2 separate regions of the Homo sapiens genome follow, and region 2 is linked to region 1. Evidence: chromatin loops called from intact Hi-C (ENCODE). Cell type or tissue: heart right ventricle. All regions are shown on one strand. Each heading gives the region's core, and the rest is flanking DNA. Links, peaks and the distances in the headings are about the cores only.

Evidence for each region. Peaks named below come from ENCODE experiments on the same cell type or tissue, not always from the same donor. Only the 100,000 strongest peaks of a DNase experiment are listed, where the experiment ranks them.
Region 2: a loop joins it to region 1, with 2.0 times the contacts of the local background. A loop is called at or near these places in 3 of 110 quality-filtered maps.

The regions. Positions count from the first base shown.
Region 1 is chr13:80,465,683-80,476,660 of GRCh38, forward strand. No RefSeq gene overlaps it. Among named protein-coding and RNA genes, the nearest start is that of SPRY2, 130 kb to the left of the region's middle. In heart right ventricle, for the core only: no CTCF peak of the experiment used is centred there; a DNase peak (open chromatin) is centred at 4,399; H3K4me3 peaks cover 335 bases; H3K27ac peaks cover 5,797 bases.
Region 2 is chr13:80,559,046-80,570,023 of GRCh38, forward strand. LOC124903240 (a long non-coding RNA gene) reads left to right here and starts at 10,954. Exons shown (of 2, transcript XR_007063926.1): 1 at 10,954-10,978. RefSeq lists an enhancer at 7,269-7,438 and a cis regulatory region at 7,354. In heart right ventricle, for the core only: no CTCF peak of the experiment used is centred there; no DNase peak of the experiment used is centred there; H3K27ac peaks cover 2,134 bases.

The DNA.
Region 1 (10,978 bases), core at 1,014-9,013:
GAAATGATACTGCAAATCCCAGAATTACTGGGAAGGCAGAATAAATAGGTTTCGATTTAATGCAGCAAGAGTCACAACAACAAGAACAACAACAGCAAAACACATCATGTAACTGGTCTGGAGAAAATAGCAGTTGGTACACTGCCGAGAACTACGCCTTCAGGTGTGTCTTGCCTGCACTATTGCTGGTAATTCCTGAATTTGGCTCCTGAATTTCAGCCTAGTGTCCCTGAAAAGCAGATACTATGCCATCACCACTATCAGCAGAGCACATTTTCAACTATCTTTTCTTTTTGTCATTAGTTCTTTATTTATAATACAGGCTGGGTACATCTGAGAGATGCTGTGGAAATGTGCCTGTCCCCTAGCTGCAAGAAAGTCTGGGATAGCGAGTATATACCACCTTTTGCTTCTGCAGTAGGATATACCTCCCATCAAGATCTGTAAGTTGTGAATGTCTCTAAATTTAAGGAGGAAGATCAGATGCTAGGCACCCCCCAAAAATGACAAATGTCTATGATAGGATACCACTCTTTGGCTGCCTAAAATCGTAACATATTTCTTTCTACATGTATACTTCGATTTTTTCAGATGTCATAGTAAAATGATCTCATAATAGACATTGGAGACTATGAACGGTGAGAGCATGGGAAGGGGGGGTGAAAATTGAAAAACTACCTAATCGGCACAATGTTCACTATTTGAGTGATGGGTACACTGAATGCCCAGACTTCACCACTACACAATATATGTATGTAAGAAACCTGTACTTGTGGATGTGAAGGTCCTCTTCAAGGAGAACTACAAACCACTGCCTAAGGAAATAAAAGAGGACACAAACAAATGGAAGAACATTCCATGCTCATGGATAGGAAGAATCAATATCATGAAAATGACCATACTGCCCAAGGTAATTTATAGATTCAATGCTGTCCCCATCAAGCTACCACTGACTTTATTCACAGAATTGGGAAAAACTCCTTTAAAGTTCATACGGAACCAAAAAAGAGCCCTCATAGCCAACAGAATCCTAAGCAAAAAGGACAAAGCTGGAGGCATCACGCTACCTGACACCAAACTATACTACAAGGCTACAGTAACCAAAACAGCATGGTACTGGTACCAAAACAGAGATATAGACCAATGGAAAAGAACAGAACCCTCAGAAATAACACCACACGTCTACAACCATCTGATCTTTGACAAACCTGACAAAAACAAACCATGGGGAAAGGATTCCCTATTTAATAAATGATGCTGGGAAAACTGGCTAGCCATATGTAGAAAGCAAAAACTGGATCCCTTCCTTACACCTCATACAAAAATTAATTCAAGATGGATTAAAGACTTAAATGTAAGACCTAAAAACCATAAAAACCTTATAAGAAAACCTAGGCAATACCATTCAGGACATAGGCATGGGCAAAGACTTCATGACTAACGCACCAAAAGCAATGGCAACAAAAGCCAAAGTAGACAAGTGGGATCTAGTTCAACTAAAGAGCTTCTGCACAGCAAAAGATACTACCATCAGAGTGAACAGGCAACCTACAGAATGGGAGAAAATTTTTGCAATCTACTCATATGACAAAGGGCTAATATCCATAATCTACAAAGAACTTAAACAAATTTACAAGAAAAAAATAACCCCATCAAAAAGTGGGCAAAGGATATGAACAGACACTTCTCAAAAGAAGATATTTATGCAGCCAACAGACATATGGAAAAATGCTCATCATCACTGGTCATTAGAGAAATGCAAATCAAAACCACAATGAGATACCATCTCACACCAGTTAGAATGGCGATCATTAAAAAGCCAGGAAACAACAGGTGCTGGAGAGAATGTGGAGAAATAGGAACACTTCACACTGTTGGTGAGAGTATAAATTAGTTCAACCATTGTGGAAGACAGTGTGGCAATTCCTCAAGGATCTAGAACTAGAAATACCATTTGACCCAGCTATGCCATTACCAGGTATATACTCAAAGTATTATAAATCATGCTACTATAAAGACGCATGCACACATATGTTTATTGCAGCACTATTCACAATAGCAAAGACTTGGAACCCACCCAAATGTCCATCAGTGATAGACTAGATTAAGAAAATGTGGCATATACACCATGGGATACTATGCATTCATAAAAAAGGATTAGGTCATGACCTTTGCAGGGACATGGATGAAGCTGGAAACCATCGTTCTCAGCAAACTATCACAAGGACAGAAAAACCAAACACCACATGTTCTCACTCATAGGTGGGAGTTGAACAATGAGAACACATGGACAGAGGGTGGGGAACATCACACACCAGGGCATGTCAGGGGGTGGCAGACGGGGGGAGGGATAGCATTAGGAGAAATACCTAATGTAAATGACGAGTTGATGTGTGCAGAACACCAACATGGCACATGTATACATATGTAACAAACCTGCACACTGTGCACATGTACCTAAAACTTAAAGTATATATAAAAAAAGAAACCTGCACCTGTGCCCCTTAAATACAGAAAAATAGTTTTTAAGAAAGAAAAAAATACAAAAAAATTCCATATAAGTCTGAGGCTGTACTCCCAGCTTACCAAAAGGGAGATAACACCAATCCTATCAGTTGTCGATTGGCCCAGGCCACCCTCTCTGAGTAATAGCAATTCCTCCCCTTGTTCTGCTGTGACCCTGACCAGAGAGTCTTTCAACTATGGATTTCATTGTGAAGTTAATTGTATAAAATAGTGAGGAAGAGGGAACTGAGAGTTGGAAGACTAGTTAAAGTTACGTTAGTTAAGCTATAAGCATATGTGTGATACTGAGAGGAAGATTTAAAAAAAAATTCACTGAGGTGGGTTCACAGAGACCCCCTTTCACTTCCATTTGATTTTTTTCCTTTCATCCAGCTCCATCTTATACATGCATGAAACAAGTCTTATTGATAAGGCTTTCTCAGTTTATCACAGCCTTTTTTACATTTCCTTTCCCCCATAGCCATTATCTTGGATCCAGATATTGGAGAACCTCTATATTGCCCAGACATTTTCTTTTTCCTTTCTCCTCCACAAATTCTTTTTATAAAAGCTAGTTATCTTTAAAAATGCACATGTAACTGTCTCTCTCTCTCAGCTTCCAGTGATTTGTAATTACCCTTTTGAGAAAGTCGAGCGCTCTCAGCATGGCTTAGAATATCTTCCCAGTTTGACCGCTGCCTTCCCCAGCCTCATCTCCCATGTCTCTCTTTCTTTGTGCTCCAGTTACATTCCTATGTCAGTTTCTCAGAAACTCCATTCTCTTTCCAGCCTCAGGGCCTTGCCGTAACCTTTCCTTTACTTTGAAATATTCTTGCCAATGCCTTCTCATTCTCCAATTTCTGGAGTCTCAGCTGAATTTCAGATCTTCAGGTCTTCATCATACATGCCTCTTCTAAGCCCAAACAAGCAAGGTGGCCATGTCTGCTGCTCTTTATACCACTTATTGTCATGGGCATGACTTCTATTGCTATTAGGTTGGCGCGAAAGCAGTCACTGCTTTTGCCATTGAAAGTAATGGCAAAAACCGCAATCACTTTTGCAACAACCTAATATTTGCTAAGTGCCTGTCTTGCTCCATTGCTCCAAAAGGAAATGGGCAGTGTCAGCCTGTGCACTGCTGCCTCCTCAGTGCCTGGGATACCTGTGACCTGACACAAGGGAGGCACCCAGCAAGTAATTGCTGAACAAATGAGTATGGGAAGAGGTTCTGCCTTGGTCATTATCAGGCCAGGCATTATGTTTTCAGGTTTCCATTTTCTCATGATAAAACTTCTTCATAAGAGGAAATCATCCTCTGATTTCTCAGGTAATTGAGGTTTGAAGGTACGAATGGGAAGGTATGAATTCTGTTTGCATTAAGGAATGAAGCTCATTTTGCTGTGGAGAGGTAGAATCGTTTTGCAAGAGGCCAAAATATCATTTGTTTCCCAGCACTAAACTTTGGCAAGAATAGTTCTCTGCTAATTCAAGTGACCAAGAATTTATGCAATTTCCTCTGAAGAAAATTATCCTTTTGAGAGCAGGAAGAAATATTTTACCCCCCTTACTGAAAGTTAATCGTTTTACCAGGATCTGTTTCTTCTTGCACCTGATTTTCTTCTTTCTTACACAATCAACTGTATCTGCTTTGTATAAATCTCTTGAATTTAAAAATTTGCCTTTCAGATGCCTGGTGTCCTAGGATGTGTATATTGAATCACCAGAAATAATTCAGTGACATATTATGCTAGCTTATTTCATACATATTTCCAACTTATGACTCATTGGTTTGAAGAGGACAAATGTGAACTAAGAGAAAACAGAGGACTTGATGTACTTGTGCCTGAGAGGATGAATCACTGTGCTGCTGGCGAAGGATCCTGGGTCAGAGTTGTCTGTCTCATGGGTTTGAATGACCCTCAGTGTTCTCTGTCCTGGCCCCACTCATGAACTCACATGCAACCTCACACAAACACACATCCAAAACACCACTCGCTTCTTACTTTGGAAGCCCCACAAAACTATTTCAGGCTGGAAGGCATGCATATAATAAAGAAAGTGGTTGTCTTGGAGGCTACAACTTGATAAAGGAACACGTCAGAGAGACCCAAAATGTTCACAGTGGCATTTTCATTCTCAGTGTTCAAGGAGTTGTATTTTCCACTCTCTCTCCACCATCTGTTTTTCTTACTATAGCAAATGTCATTTCCTATGGCGTTTAGCAGAATATGAAATGGGATTGTTTTCTAGTGAATTTTGATGCAGTTTTATGATTTTCCTTAGAGCCTGCCTGCCTGCTTTCTTTCTCTCCTTCCTTCCTTCCTTCTTTCCTTCCTTCCTTCTGTCCGTCCGTCCATCCATCTTTCCTTCCTCCCTTCCTTCCTTCTTTCCATCCTTCCTTTCATTTTACTAAAAAAAGTAGAAGTAGCTTTAACAGTACATTGATCAGACCAACTTTAAAATAACTCCTGTAGATTTGCCTCTAAACCTGGTTTGAAATTTGTGATAAGACAAAGTTCTTAAATATGTTAATTTTTAATCTGTTTATAACAAGCACAAATTCCCAAAGCGGTGTAAAGCTGTTAAGCAGTAAATTCCCATTAAAGTGACAAGCTAAGGATTTAACTTAATTGAAGGGGGAATGTGTATGTGGTTTTGTGTATGGAGGTAGAGAGGTGTGTGCCTGTGTGTCTGTAAAAGTAGTAAAGGAGGATACAAGGTAGAGGAAAGAGCAAAAGAGGAGAATTCAGGAAACAATAACAGCATGTACTTACATAGCATTTTCTATGTGTCAGACATTGTATGAACTCTACATTTTTAATTTAATTCTCAACATAGCCACACATTGGAGGTATTGTTGCTTTCTCCATTTTACATATGAGAAATGTAAAGGTTAAATCCTACAAAAGCTAAGGTCACACAGCTATTAAGTGACAGAGGTAAATGGTTCACATCCTAAGCATTATATTATGCTGTTTTCTCTCAACTACGACTCAAGCATACATTTGTAGCATAATGAAAGAGAGGATCCTTTGTGAAACATTAGCACCAGATTTATTGTCTCTTTGGGCAGAGAAAAGCCAAAGGGTTTTGGAAATCTTTCACCAATAGCAAGACTGTGGTCTACCGGAGAAGGTGGCTGTGTAGCTTAAGGGAATATGGCAAAGAGAAGCCAAGAGAGAACTCAGAATGTCTGGAGTATGAGATGTAATCACTGGGGCAGTATTGATGGTGGACTCTGCCCATGAGGCGCAACGCTGTGATGTCTGTTCTGGAAATATGTCACCACTTCAACTCTTCTCTTTCCATGACTGATTAGATGATGATTTACTCTCACAGAAAGAATGGAGATTAGGATGGGAAGAAAAGGCTCCCTCTGTTGAGGATGGCTCAACTCTGTGAAGCTGCTAGAGAGGTGCCACAGGAAGATGAGAGTTGAAATTAACCTTAGGGAAGGCAGAGATAGAAATAAATTGATTCATATTTTAGAGATATGTTTTTAGGGTCAACTATTCTGCTTTTCTCCAACTTAAAAAAGAAAAACTCTTATTACAATAGGTTTCCTCTTCCTAACAAGGGCTTCAGTACTTAAATAGGGTTCAATGATGGAGTTAATTTCTTGGATTTAGGATCCCACTGCTCTCCATTCCTTCTTTCCTATTTATTCATAAAATCTAATTTTGGTTCCAGACTCCATGTATGTCACTTTCATTAAACAGGAAATAATATTAAATTTTGCAGCCACCACAGGAGTAGCAGTTTTGGGAATTCTCATTCACTCTGAGTTTATAAGAAGGCTCAGAAAAATTGACAAGTATGTTCTTCAAATTGTCATTAGGGTAAATTTGTTGAGCTTTACACAATTTTGGGTAGGATTTTAACCTTCAGAGTTTTTTGGCACACAAATGTATTGACTTGGCAACCATTGTGTGTTCCATACAGGCAAAACCTTGTTGGCATTTGGAGTATCTGGGAGAGGAAAAGAAAGATAATCTTTTCTTCTCTTGGCTTCAGATCCAATATAGACAGAAAAAAAATCAGACAAAATATTATTTCTTGGCCGGGCGCAGTGGCTCACACCTGTAATCCCAGCACTTTGAGAGAAGGAGGCAGGTGGATCATGAGGTCAGGAGATCGAGACCATCCTGGCCAACATGGTGAAACCCTGTCTCTACTAAAAATACAAAAATTAGCTGGGTGTGGTGGCACGCGACTGTAGTCCTAGCTACTTGGGAGGCTGAGGCAGGAGAATCACTTGAACCTGGGAGGTGGAGCTTGCAGTGAGCCAAGATCGCGGCACTACACTCCAGCCTGGGTGACAGAGTGAGACTCCGTCTCAAAAGAAAAGAAAAAAAATTTTTTTTTAATTTGTCGTGTGCTTTAAAGATACTCCTAGTTTATTCTTCCAAACTAGAAGATAATGCAGTCATAAAATTGAATACTTGTTACCTTATGATACAAGAGCATTGAGAATGGCTACAGAAATATACAAGTGTTGCATTCCCAAATGGAATCGAGCAGACAAAAAAACAGCAATTCAGGAAACAAACAAGAACCGCACTCCTGCCACCAATTCCAGTAGATTGAACACATTCTATATGGATGTTGTATAGTAGTCATATATTTTTTATTCAAACTAGATTAACCAAAATAAGAGAGTTCATCTTTTAGTTTGGAAAAGATGCTGGGAGTAGGTCACATGATTTAAAGAAAAGTTTCAGGTATTAGGACCTTACCAGCTGGTTCTAAAATTCAATACTGTCAAATTTCTTCTCTCCTCATCCTTGCGTTTTCCTCTCCTCTCCTTCCAACCTCTCTCTTTCTGCTATCTGTTCGAATTTATATACTTTCCCCCCTGGCAGGGACTTCTCATATTCTCCTAAATTAGCAAACCTACTAGAAACAGAACTTTTCTTCCAAATGTAATATAACCATTTCAGGCAAGGTCTTTTATTGGCTTGATCGAGTGACATGTCCAACCCTGGACTAAGCAAAATGGAATTCCAGTTAGTTGGAGTTTCAGGACTTATTACAAGACTAATAGACACTGCTTATAATAAGCTTATAGTTTATTAAAAAGATAAAATATTACACGTGGAATAAACAGCACTCATTATTTGGCAACGCTTATTTTATCAGGTTTTATAAAATTGACAGACTTTTCTATTATATAAAAATTGAATTACATGTATGGAAGACTTACAGAAGTGCTGAATTTATCTTCCACAAGATAAAAGCCTTCTTTGGACCCCCAGAGTTGAGCAGGTTTAAGCTTTTATCATGAAAATGAACTCAATAAAAGCACTGAAGCTATATATTTAATAATGTTGTATTTGAAACAAGGGGCACATTGGATTGTTTTTACTTTCCCTGTATTTTCTAGACAGTGTAATTAAGAGTTGTTATTGTGCCCACTTTAAAGATTGTTCAGTTGAATTATTAATCTCCATCAATACTCTGCATGGGAAACCAAGTAGAAATTATGATCTTCTTAAAATAAAAGCATGCTTTAAAGAAAAGCATATAAACCCTATAACACCACAAAGACCAGGAATTTTTTGTAAGGTATTATTTCAGCTCTCCAAATGGTGCAGAGATTAAAGACAGGCCCAAATTAACATCTGCTACAGGGTACTGGACTCCAGGTAGTGGAACAGATGGAGAGAATCCAGCTCATGGATCACTGCAGGCAGGAGTGAGTGACTGAGCAAAAACAAATAAACCCATGAATCACAGCCCTGGAGGACAGAACTACAGTATTTACACAAAGTTTCATCATGGAACTTGGGCTAGTATTTGAGTTGTATATACTTAAAAACACTTAGGATAGCTGCTTCAGAAGCTTCAATTATCCTTTTGAGTTCCATTTATTTATTTACGTATTGACAATTCTATGGTATATATGTACAAAGTTATTAACCATGCACTACTGTATAAATGTAGAACTCCTGAAAATAATTTAAAATTTGCCTAGTCTTTAACCTGATTCATTAACCTCATTCAATCAGACATAGATATATTATGGTATCTATATACAATAAAATCTGTATATAGTTCTCTTTACTGGCCCTGCACACGAGCCCTTGTCAGAGACCAGTATTTCTCTGACAAAAAGAGTTATCTAAATCTTTTTTCCTCCAAGTTTTGTCCATGTACCACCAGCAACAACATCACAGCAGAATCTCAGGCTCCATCACAAACCCACTGAAATTAAAACTGGTGTTTGACAAGACCTACTGGTGATTCCAAGTGTCTCTAGGATTTGTGTAAGCAAACAGTAATGGAGAAGGTCATTTTAGAAGGGAGGCTTGCCGGGCATGGGGGTTCATGACTGTAATCCCAGCACCTTGGGATGCCGAGGCGGGTGGATTGCCTGAGCTCAGGAGTTTGAGACCAGCCTGGGCAACGCAGTGAAACCCCATCTCTACTCGGGAGTCTGACACAGGAGAATTGCTTGAACCCGGGAGGCGGAGGTTGCAGTGAGCTGAGATCGTGCCATTACACTTCAGCCTGGGCAACAGAGTGAGACTCTATCTCAAAAAAAAAAAAAAAAGGCTCAGAGGCAGCAAGAGATATAGAATTTAAAGGTCCCCAGTGATCTGGATGTCGCTGAAGTTTTTAAACTGGGGAATAATGTAAACCAAGTGTTGAGAAAGAAGAGCAATGTGATTCCACCATTTAGGTGGGTGTGGAGAGAGAAGGCGGAAGCACTAAGAACACATGGGGGCACAATACTGAAGCAAAGGCATTATTGGTCTGGTGTGGGCTTTTGGCAATAGGGATGGTAAGGGAGAGACTGTGAAACATTCTGAATTAATTTATTTGATGAATTAGTTAAGTGACTTCTTGGGATGAGTTAACATGACCCCAGGAAAATGAAATCGGTAGGGAGGAGGCACAAAGTTTAATGCAGAGAATATAAGAGCAGTGGTAAATTATAGAGAAAGAATGAAGCCCAGCTCTCAATTTCTCAGGTTTGCACTCTACTCAATTAAACTTATGGTAGTCCCTTTGCCTGACACCTTCATAGCTAAAATATATTTTTTAAAATGAAGGTGGTGGTGGTGGTGGACATCTATATAGCTTCTAAAACATTGACTTTACCCTGCCTAACAGGAGTTTTGACTTTTACTCCTGTGTTACAAAGGACAACTTAGATATCTATTTTCTGAATATTAGAAACATTTAACGAATACTGTCTATATTACAGTGCAACTTTTTCAATATTTAAAAATATTCTGGAATATTTAAGTACTTTAGGGCTGTTATCTTCAAATTACAATATAATTTTAAAATTTTTCATGTTTGATAATTACTGTTTTTTTCTTCACATTTTTTCATGAAAGCCATCAAAAATATACCTCAAATGAATTTCATGATTACAGTGAATCCAAGAGATTAAGAACACTGGATAGTGAAACCACAGACCTCATTTACATTTTCTTAATATAAAATGAAAAATAAAGCATATATTGTTCTTACACCATTTGGTTCAAAGAAGCCAAATAAAAAAGCAACGAAAACAACATACTCCTGACAAAGTGCTCCAATAAACTAATGTTTTTTGACTGAGACTGATGTTTTTGACATTTGTTATTAAATGGAGTTGTTGCACTCTGCAATGCACATGGCAAATTCTAAATACAAGAGCAAAATCCAAACCGAGTAACTCCTCCTTTCACAGTACATCCCGTCATCTTGCTCCTTCCTAGACTGTTCCCATTCACTCAAAATAAGCTTGAGATCCTGCCTTGTGGGGATAACTGCAAACTGCAGTCAGATGTAGGAGCTGCTTAATCAGGTCTCAGAACCAGGCCTTAATTAGAATGCTTGGAAAAGAAGAGCAAATGAAAATTATTAAGCTGCACTGTTTATTCCTGTTTCTAATTTTAAAGAGGAAATCATGCATTAATTAAGCCATGGGTTAATGCTTTGAGGCACATTTTTGAGATACCCTAAAATAACAAGGAGAAATTTTTTTTGTTCTGTTTTGATAAACCCACTCTTGACTACTTGCTATATATGGTATGATATACTTCAACATAGAGTGTAACAGGGCACGCTATACTAAGTCTTGGTTGAATTTTAAAAGAATTACTAGACTTAAGGTGCGGCATGATAATCAAAGTGAGGCAGGTATTCCCTAAAAGTAAAACGGAAATGTGTAAAACCCATTTTCAGAGGTGAATGGAAGGTAAATTAGATGGTTTAAGAGAAGAGCACAATTCTACAAAGAGCTACATGGGCAGATAATTTCTAATGAGCAGAAAATGGCTTTTACAACATATTTTGGTGTTACAGATTTGAATCTGTTGATGATACCATACTTTGTGATAATCAGACTTAAGAAAAATAGAGTGATTGTTTTAAGTGAGAGCAGAAATATTATTTCTATTTTCTACAAAGCAATGACATAGGGATTATGTCTTCTTTAAAAAAGTTTTTAGCAATTCTTTCTCTAATTTTTTTACCC
Region 2 (10,978 bases), core at 1,432-9,431, 94 kb after region 1:
TCCTGACCTCGTGATCCACCCGCCTAGGCCTCCCTAAGTGCTGGGATTATAGGCGTGAGCCACCGGGCCCTGCCAACAGTGAAAGTTTTAACCAAGGCTGCTGCGTGATGAAGGAAGCATTATAATCATTTGACTTCTCTTTGGAAGACAGAGGAAAGGAAGAAGCTCAGATCTCCCCTCAGACTTTAGATTAGCAATTCTGAGCGGTTGGTGCATTATAGACAAAGCAGGGGACATCGAGGAGATAGCAGGTTCTGAAGGTGTGGGTGATGACTTTGGTTTTTGTCCTATTTGATTTTTGGTACCTGTGGGACATCCAAAAGGTGTTGTGTAGTAAAGAGTTAGATATTTGGATCTGGAACTTGGGACAGAGATTGAGCCTGGAGATCTGGCCTAGATAATAGAATTCTTAGAGGTGCAGGACCTCTTATTTAAAGAGTGAAGTACAAGAACATGCTATAGGGGAGATGGAAAAGTAGTCATTCAAGAACTAGAAAGGTGGGCTGGGCGCGGTGGCTCACACTTGTAATCCCAGCACTTTGGGAGGCCGAGGCGGGCAGATCATGAGGTCAGGAAATCGAGACCATTCTGGCTAACATGATGAAACCCCATCTCTACTAAAAAAAAATACAAAAAATTAGCCAGGCGTGGTGGCGGGCACCTGTAGTCCCAGCTACTCGGGAGGCTGAGGCAGGAGAATGGCGTGAACCCGGGAGGCAGAACTTGTGGTGAGCCGAGATCGCACCACTGCACTCCAGCACTCCAGCCTGGGCGACAGAGCGAGACTCCGTCTCAGGAAAAAAAAAAAAAAAAAAGAACTGGAAAGGCATACAAAAGAATAGTGCCATGGAAATTTAAAGAAGAAAAAATATTAAATACTGTAGGAGATAGTATAAGTAGACTTCATGCAGTAGCCCTGTGATTTGACCAATTCATATGAGAGATTCAGAACAAGATGATTTACATAGTGCATTGGTAGAGAATCTTCACCACGCTGGTACTGCCCTGTGATGCAAACCCACCTCTGCATACTATTGGCAGCAGAGGTCCTGAAGGCAGGACACAGGGCACGCTGTGTTAAGAGCTTTCCTCTGTCTGTGCATTTACAGTGCTTGCTTCTGTCTTCTGCTGTGATCTCAATGAAACTTTCACATGTCCCTTTCTTTAACTAGAGAGCGTTTGCTTTCTATATTTGAGAAGACGGTCTTTGCTTGAAGTTGAATAACTTAACTTTTGAGTCCTCAAATAATATATTTAGGTAAACATTTAACCCAACATTCCCACTTTAACTCGTAGCTACTGGTTTTGTAAATAGTATTTGAACATAGTTTGTAAGCACAATATTTTGTGCATAGCTTGTATCCACCCAGAAAATGTCAAATGCATGAAAAATGTAGCTATTGACTTCTGTGTTTATTGGTCTGTTAACATTGCTCTTATGAGGCTGATTGCAATGAATGTTTTTACAATATACATGTGGGCAAGACCACTATTCAGTCTTATACATTTCCAACAAATCGTTTTTGATCATTTTAAAGTGGATTCAGTCTTTGAGGTGAGATTGACAATTAAAGGAAGTGAAAAATGATGAGTTCAATGAGTAAAACATTCAATTCTAATATCTCTTGCTTTTGGTAATTTTAATGAGAGTTTTCTTACTGTTTTTTGTGCTTTTTAGTTTTTGACTCTGTAAAACTGAGTCCACTTGGACTTGGGCCATTGGCCTATTTTGTGTTTCCAGTTTTTGCAAATTGGAACATATATTGAGTTTCATAGTTCATAAGCCAAAAGTCTATTAAAACCCCCTATTTACTCTTTTCTAATGGAAAAATGGAGTGATCTCCAACAGAGAGGGACTCCCTCTTCTGTGGGTTTGCCTGCAGAACAGGAGACTATTTATATGTGAGCTCAGAATCATTGTGCCAAAAAGGTGGTGTGTTTTGATGTGTCCTATTAATCATTGAGTTCTTTTGTTAAGATTTTTATTTTGTGTTTCACGGAATATAAATCTGGCTTATTGCCTTTAAATATTCATGCAGAATCATATATTATCTTAAACAGTTCATGTTTTTGTTGGCATCATTCTGAGATTGAAATTAAGTGTTTCCATAATTTATAAGCAAACCAACTGAGTTTATGAATATAAAATGGAACCAGTGAAGTCACTAGAGTGAAGATGCATAAGTCAAGTTTTTCTGGAAATGAATGTTATTTACTAGTAGTTGAGAACTGTATCCTTATGCTAGAACAAAATAGATTCCCTCTATGAAAGTCATAAAGTAATTCAATCAAATAATCAAGCAATTTTATTTTTGCTGTTGTTTCTACTGTGTTGAAGGGAATGAAATTTGGAATACTGGTGTTATCAACTGAATGTTTCTGTCCCCCCAAAATTCATATGTTGAAGCCCTAACCCCCAATATGATGCTATTTGATGATGGGGGTCTAGGGGAGGTAATAAGGTTATATTAGGTCATGAGAATAAGACCTTCAGGATGGGATTAGTGGTTTCATAAGAAGTAAAGAGAAAGCTGCCATGTGAGGACATAGTGAGAAGAGAGCAGGCAGTGTGCAAGCCAGGCAGAGAGCCCTCACCCAAAATTGAATTGGTCAGCACCTAGGCCTTGGACTTTGCAGCCTCCAGACCTGTGAGAAAACAAAAAAATTATTAGTTCAAGCAGACTAAGACAACTATATGATAATCTCTTAGCTCTTTCACTGTCACTTTATTTTCACAATTTTATGGCAACCTTCATATATCAAATGCAGACAAATCAATAAACAAAATGTTCAACACTGTTAGGTATTGCATGGGATATTAATAGAGTAATGGTAGAGAAATAGAAGAGTGATCAGGGTAACTTCATGTTGAATATGTCAAGGATCAAGTAGTGTAGTTAATGTTGTGAAAAGTAAATGGAGGGAGTGTTTCAGGAAGAGGGAACAGCCATCTCACTGGGCCTGTGTGTATCCTAGAATTACTCTTTGTGTATTCTAAATATTAAATAGAAACAATGGAAAGGAATAGACAAAGTTGACATTTGCTTAGAATTTGGCTGGGAGTGGAGAGAGACTGAAAATATAGAATTTCACGAGGCATGTATAGAAATTCTTTAAAGGAAAATAATGGTGAGGTATTTTAAATTGAAACAATTGTTGAAAATGTAGCTTCTTGGCAATACAATCTATATTGTTAGTTTCTATTCTTACTGTGACTCTGTTCCCTACTTTTATGTTGCAAAACAATTTGATATGTGTCTCTGAGTTCTGTAGGATCCATTTTACTATAGTAAATGCCTCTATACAAGCAGACATTAGAAACTATGAATGGAATTGGGAAGTCAGTATACATTTGCTAGAGTACAGTGTTTTATTTCTATCGCGTAAGTTAAAGTCTAACCTTCGGTGCCAGATTTCTGCACTGATTTCCTGGCCGAGGCTCTGTAAATGTGGTTGGCACCATACTTGAGTGGCTCAGGTAGCCAGGAAGTGAGATTATGTTTACCATTTTCATAAATCCTCATGGAATAAATATAGGCGCCTGTCACCGTTTCTTTTGCCACCCACTCTAGTCTTTAGCAGGAAGGAAGTATCATTTTCATCTCTCACTACAATGAAAGCTCTGAGAATCTGGTTACAGTTTCTCTTAGCAAATGGAATCCCAGAAGTGTCTGCATGTAGCTAAAATGCACATGTATTCCCCTCTCAGGGATTTTTTTTCAGACCATGGTTGAAAAATATCTGCTCTTTAAATTATTCCATTGCTTTACAGAGGAAGTATTAATTACATGACTGTAAGCATAGATCAGGCTGGGATGTAATTACAGGGCTTACTTTGTCTCTGTTGTCCAACAGAATTAGGCAGGAAGCATTCATGATGCCAGCAATTTAAGGTGTTTTGCAGCCCATTATGTTTCTGGTTCTCTCAAGAACCTAAGCATGGATCAAATGACATTTCTGTTGCCCAGTTGTCTGGAAAAAGAACAAAGCAAGTATGACCAAAAATACATTTTTATAAGTTTTATGTTTGTACATTGCTAGAAAATGTTACATACAACCTTAAAAATGTAGTCTTTTATAGCATCATTCTGGTTATCTAATTTTTCTCTAATTTGTGGTAGAGTGAGTCCATTATTAGCTTTACATTTGGTTATCATATTAAACAATGTAGTTGAGGAGATAAATACGTGGTTGTATTATATAGTTTTATATCTTTTAAACAATATTTGTGTATAGAATTGTTCTTAATGCCTAATTTCAAATTAGAAAATTAGAATCACCACAAAACTTTCTAAAACCACTGTTTTGTCTCATTCACTTTTATATATTATTTCCTATGTTGTGATTTTTCATCATCTTATAAAAATGAAATCTATTTAAGTTTTTACTTAGCAGTTCCCTTACTCTCAGCTTTTAAGCTCTCTTCTAATTAGTTAAAGATGCTTTTTTACTTTTCTACTATTTTCAGTCACTTGGGGCTCTACATCTTCTGAAAATTCTCCTCATAGTTACAGATTCTTCTCCCCCTCTTCTCTCATTCCAAATATTTTTCTTCACATGTTTCTTGTCACTCTTGGACGATCTGCACAACATTCCTACTTGTTCCTCAGACCACAGCACTATTTGGTCTCCCTGCAGTCTATCCCAATCACACTTTGAGTGCGTGTTCTTCTAGGAGCCCATGTACGTAGAATCACTGTTAGACCTAGTTGCCTAACCCTCACCTTGTTAACGGTTTTTGCAGTCTTTGTATCTATTTCCTGTCCAAAGTTTCATTTTTCATATTTTTATTACCTTCTTTGAAAACAGGATGACAATTTCTATCATAAATCAGAGTTGAGAAATGAACTTCCATGGCTGCATTTACCTTCTTTCTCCCTCTCCGAACTCTCATTCCCCCTCTCTACCTTAAAAAATCATATTGATAAAAGTCATCACTCCCAAGACACAAACTTGAATTTTGACTAGCATCTTCATTGTTTGCTAGGAGAGTAACACTAAATCTGATTGGTTATCTCACTTCAGAAGGAAATGAACAAATCATATTTAAGGTATTGCAATAGTTAGAGCTAGTAAAATTTAGGTACTGAGAAAGAAAACAAAAATATGTAATGAGAAGAACTTGTGATCCAGAAGGCTCCCATAGTGCAGCACAAGGAATATTGATATAAATGCAAGAGGCCTGGGTGTGAGTCTTGGCTCTGCCCCTTACTTGTGTGATATTGCTGGACACTTTTAAGTCTCAGTTGTCTCACATAAATAGGAAAATGTTATCCCTCTCAAAGAGGTGTCATGTTAAAATCAAATGGGATTATTGATTTGAAAGTATTTATTTTTATTATCTTTTATTATCTTCTGTCCTTTTAGTATCTTCTGTCCTCTATTCTTATACTAGTTAGTCAGTGCTCATTTTCATTTTTGGCTCTTTGTTTTTAAACCTGCGCTTATCACAGAACAGGATGCAGGGATGAACTTCAACTGATGCAATTCTCCTTTGATGAAGGTCACACAGGGTAGCTGTCAAAAGTGTGGAATCTGTAGTCAGGCAGATCTGTGTTTGTATCTCAGCTCTTCTGCTCCCTGTGGTAAGATGCTAAATTTCTTTAGGTCTCAGCTTCCTCATCTGTAAATTGGGAATAATAATGGTATGAGATACTAAATAAAGCACTTGGCACAGCAACTGGAACATAATCTGTTAAATATTCGTTCAATGTTAGTGATCATGAAAACAACCATCACCTGACTGCTGCTAGTCAACATATCCATTACAAAACCTCAAAATGTCAGTCAGGAATATAGTGTTGCACCTGTTTTCTTGTCTTTAAATATTTGTACACCATAATGTTCTAACATCACTTAGACATGCAACCAATCTGACTTTATAAAGTTGGTATATTATCCAAAGTAGTTGAAATTAGAGATGTTGGATTTTATTTAAAGACATGGAAATATTCATATATTTTATATTTAGTTTTCTGTTTTTACACACTGCATGTGAATATATGTAATAAAGATATTATGTTAATGCCAATGATTGTTGCTAAATCAATAAAGAGGAAATTTGTATTGGAAAGATCAGTGAACTTCATAACACAAATCTTGATTTTGTAAACCATTTCTTCCATTGCCCATTAGAATGACTATGTACTATCTTCAATCTAAATTTTGATCTTTAAAATTTCTGTGATCTCTGCCTCCTTGCATGTATCTACTCAAGCCAGAGGAAATAGATACAGTTTTATGTAGAAAAAAGTATCTGTGAAATGGTTTTAATATTGCCCGTGAAGAATATAAAAATGTGTGACAGTGGTGAGGTGACAGTTATTATTCAGATGTCATTGTACATAAAGTATTTGAGTTTAGTTAAGTGGCATGGGGGAAAATTAATATGAACAAATGATATATCTTAATTATAGATTTTTTTAAAGGATTGAAGCATAAGAGTTTTTATTTCAATCTTATTTCAGAAAACTGAATTTTTTCTTTCTTTTTTTTTTTTTTTGAGACAGAGTCTCGCTCTGTCACCCAGACTGGAGTGCAGTAGCACAATCTCGGCTCACTGCAAGCTCCGCCTCCTGGGTTCACGCATTCTCCTGCCTCAGCCTCCCGAGTAGCTGGGACTACAGGCACCTGCCACCACACCCAGCTAATTTTTTTTTTTTGTATTTTTAGTAGAGATGGGATTTCATCATGTTAGCCAGGATGGTCTCGATCTCCTAATGTTGTGATTCGCCTGCCTCAGCCTCCCAAAGTGCTGGGATTACAGGCATGAGCCACCGCACCTGGACAGAAAATTGAATTCTTAAATACGTTTTTGGCAGAAGTTACAAAGAAAGTTTAATAAATAGATAATAATTTTTTTTTTTTTTTAGATGGAGTTTCACTCTTGTTGCCCAGGCTGGAGTGCAATGGCACAATCTTGGCTCACTGAAACCTCTGCCTCCTGGGTTCAAGCGATTCTCCTGCTTCAGCCTCTTGAGTAGCTGGGATTACAGGCACCTGCCACCAAGCCTGGCTAATTTTTTTATTTTTAGTAGAGATGGGGTTTCACCATGTTGGCCAGGTTAGTCTCTAACTACTGACCTCAGGTGATCCACCTGCCTCAGCATCCTGAAGTGCTGGGATTACGGGCATGAGCCACTGCACCCAGCCAATGATTTCTTAATAAGTATATGAATTGCTATGTGCATACATCTTTCTCCAATTCTTGAATATGATTTAATTTACTTAACATTCAATTATAATTTCTTAATATTATTAACTTGCTTGGCATATTCATTTTGCAAAAGGCACAGAAATATTTGTTGTGGAAGTGATGGCCGTTTATTTCCCAAAAATCAGTATTCTCTCTTTCAAGTGGAGAGGTGTCGCTGAAAAAAATACCTGTCTAGTGTCCCAGTGGGAATCTTTCCCAGCCCCACCTGTAGTTAAGTACAGCCATATTGTAATCAATTAAAGGAGAGAAAAATGAGCTCCTCTTCCAGACTTGCCCATAAGGACCTTCCATGAGGCACTCCTTTTGCCTTTTTCCTCTTCTGGATGGTCGGATTAGAGAAAACCCCTGGGAGGACCGTAGAAGGCTTAGAAGCTGGGCTCCTGACTGATTATGTGGGGGAGATTCTCCTGTTGAACTGCACTTGGACCATCTGCATTGGAGAGCAAAATTAAAAGAGTAAAATTAAATTCTAATTATGATAATCCTTTCGATAGTAGCAGTTATTACAGCAACTTATATTACTCTAGTATATTTTCTCAGCTATGTCTTGACTTGTTACAAATAATAGAATCCAAAGATATAATATTTTACTGTTGGTAGCTGTTACACAATATTTTAGCCTTAACATACCACAGTACCCTTTAATTTAACATATAGGTAGTGTCACTTCAATTATCAGAAACCTGTATTTATAGATTTAAAAAATTATTTCTTAATAAAATATCAACTTTTAGCCCTTTTCACATTCTGTTTAATTTTATATAATCCTTAATTGATATCTCAAAGCTCTTGCACACCTCTGTACTACACAAAATTAAAGAACTGCCATTTCTTTTCACCCAGGAAATAAAACTCTCTAAATCTTGAACTCTCAGAAAAGGGGTCCCAGAATGATAATGTAACACTATTCTCCTAACTATACTCCAAATCTTTTGGGTGGTTTGTGTTTCCTCAGAATCAAACCCTGAGAAAAATATTCAAGTTCAAGTTACTTATTTGACAGTTAATTTCAGAAAATGCCAGTAGGGAATGGGAAAGTGTAGAAGAAAAGGAAAGGCAGCCAATAACAAATTCATTAGCAAGCAGGTTGCTACTGAGAATAGCTAGATTTTGTTCTCGCAGAGGAAATCTGGCTGTGCTTCAAAAATACCCCCAAGGTGGGGAGAGCAAGCTGGGACGTTCACACAGCAAACTCCCTTAAGTCATTGGTTGAGGGATGTTCTCAAGGGGTGGTAATTCTCAGACATTTCTAGGATTCAGTGGCTTTGGTAGCCAGAGAAAAACACATACGCAACAAAATGCAGGTGTAGCCAGTTGGAAATCCAGAGAACAGGCATTAAAGTAAGTGTGAGGGGTTTGAGTGGGGCAGCAACAGTGATAATATCCCACTTCAAAATCTTACTCCAAGAACAGCAAGTATATGAATGGAAACTCGAAAATGGTGAAGTTTAGCCACCATGTTATTTTACAATGATATGTACACAAGTCTTTTTTAGCCTAATTTTAGTATTTTTACTACCATAAGATCATAATTTTTATTTCTTCTGTGTGTCTATTTCTTGTTTCTTATCCTTGTGATACATACTACCTTATTTGGTCTCCTGGGCATCTAGTTTTCTATTAAAACAAAAACAAACAAAACATCTTTTCATTTTGTTTGGTGATTTTATATCAGTTCATTTACCATCATCTTGATTTGGGCAGTTACATTAATCTGATTTTCTGAAAAGAATGATGGAGTGTACATTTAGATCCTAAAGAGGAGGAAGGGAACATAGAAATTATGTTGTGCCTCCGATTCCTCTGGTCAGTGCAGATATTGCAAATGGATTACATGATTGCCTTCAAGACTCACTTCACCCTGAGCTTCAAGCACACTTTTGTCAGTTTTGCAAACATTCACATTCTATTGCCCATAGTTTGTATTTCTTTACAATTAAAACCATAATTTTTAATCAGTTCAATAGCCTACCTTCTCTTCATCCATCTCTGCGCTACTAAAGGCTTTTTCAGAAATTCATACACCTGGCAGATGAGCATTTTTACCATTTACTTCCCCAAACCTCACTTGGATGCCATAATGGTTTTGGGGAATGCTTGGGTACCTCCCTAGTGAGCACTGTTGTTAATTCTCCACAGAGACACACAGTTTTTTATTAATTATAACCTTTTTATTGCAAATGTCAGAAAAGCAACTTGAATCCGCTTAAGCAAAAATATGTAAAGGGAATATATTAAAATTTTTCTGGGATGTCTCGTGAATCGAAGGATGGGAAGAGGACTGATCCTCAGTAACAACTGGAACCAGGAGACTAAATTCCACCTTCCTTCATTTTGTATTTATTATTTTCATTAGGAATCTATTTCAAACTTTAGTTTTTTCTGTGCAGATCACGTCTGCTCTGTGTTCCATATGGGAAGGAGCACATGGGAAACACAATGGAAGGACAGTAAGACCTGGCACTAGGGTTTCCATCCTGAAATCTGGGTTACTAGAGAGAGACTGACTTTTACAGCACAGGTTCAGAAATTCTAGTGAACACTCTCATTGGTTACACTTGAGTCCAGTGCTCAGTTCTGTGCTAATCAACTGTGGCCAAGCAGGCTATTTAGGACAATAGTTGGGCAGTTCCAACAGAATGATTTGGACGAAACAAGTTGTATCAAGTGGCACGGAATGGACAGTTAGTGGAATTTTGAGAGTGATGGACAATACTACCATAATTAATTGAGGCATTACCCTTTTCTACTTTCTTAAAATTATAATCTAACCATCTGTCCATTTTTCTCAAAAAAATGCCCTTATCTATTTCATGAAAATGAATGAAAATGTGCCTACAGCTGCATTTATTATTTCTCTTTCCACTCCATTTTTTTTGTAATAAAATAATTGGACTTAATTCCTAAGCTGAATTTCTAGGCCCTTATTATTTAGAGTCTGCCATATTATTTTTGAACTGGTGTCTACAACTCTCAGCTTTATTGTCCTTGTTTCAACCTACAACCTACTGCTGGATTAACCTTCTGAATTAACAGTTATCTCCATAGCACTGTTTTATGAAGACACCTTCTTGGGGTCATTATTCCAATTAAGTATGGCAAAAAAAATCTGCTTGGCATTTAGGGCTCTCTAGTCCAAAATGTACTACAACCTATTTCCCAAGCTCTTATTTTTCCCCCATATGTGAGTGTCATACTTTAGATGCTTCCATTTCTTCCTTTAAGAGACCCTGAGTTTTCCTAGTTTGGTACCTTTCTCCTTCTGTTGCCCATATCTGTAATTCCATTTTTACATTTTGAAATCTCCTTCACCTTTCAAGACTCATAAATAACCAGGTCTTTGCAAATTTTTTTCTTCATCTCTCTATTGAAATAATTTCATCTTTGTACAAAGATATAGTCTGTCTCATATTGTGATCACTGCGGTATTTATGCTAACCCATCTATGAATGTAATTTTTTAACCAGACATTACATAGAACCCTCTTTATCTTAAAAAATTACACTTACTTGGAATAGAGTTACATAGCCTTTTTTTCTTTTCTTTTCTCTTTTGAGACGGTCTCACTCTGTTGCCCAGGCTGGAGTGTAGTGGCACAATCACAGCTCACTGCAACCTCCGCCTCACAGGTTCAAGCAATTCTCGTGCCTCAGCCTCCCAAGTAGCTGGGATTACAGGCATGTGCCACCACTCCTGGCTAACTGGCCTCAAGCAGTCCCCCCCTCGGCCTCCCAAAGTGCTGGGATTACAGGTGTGAGCCCC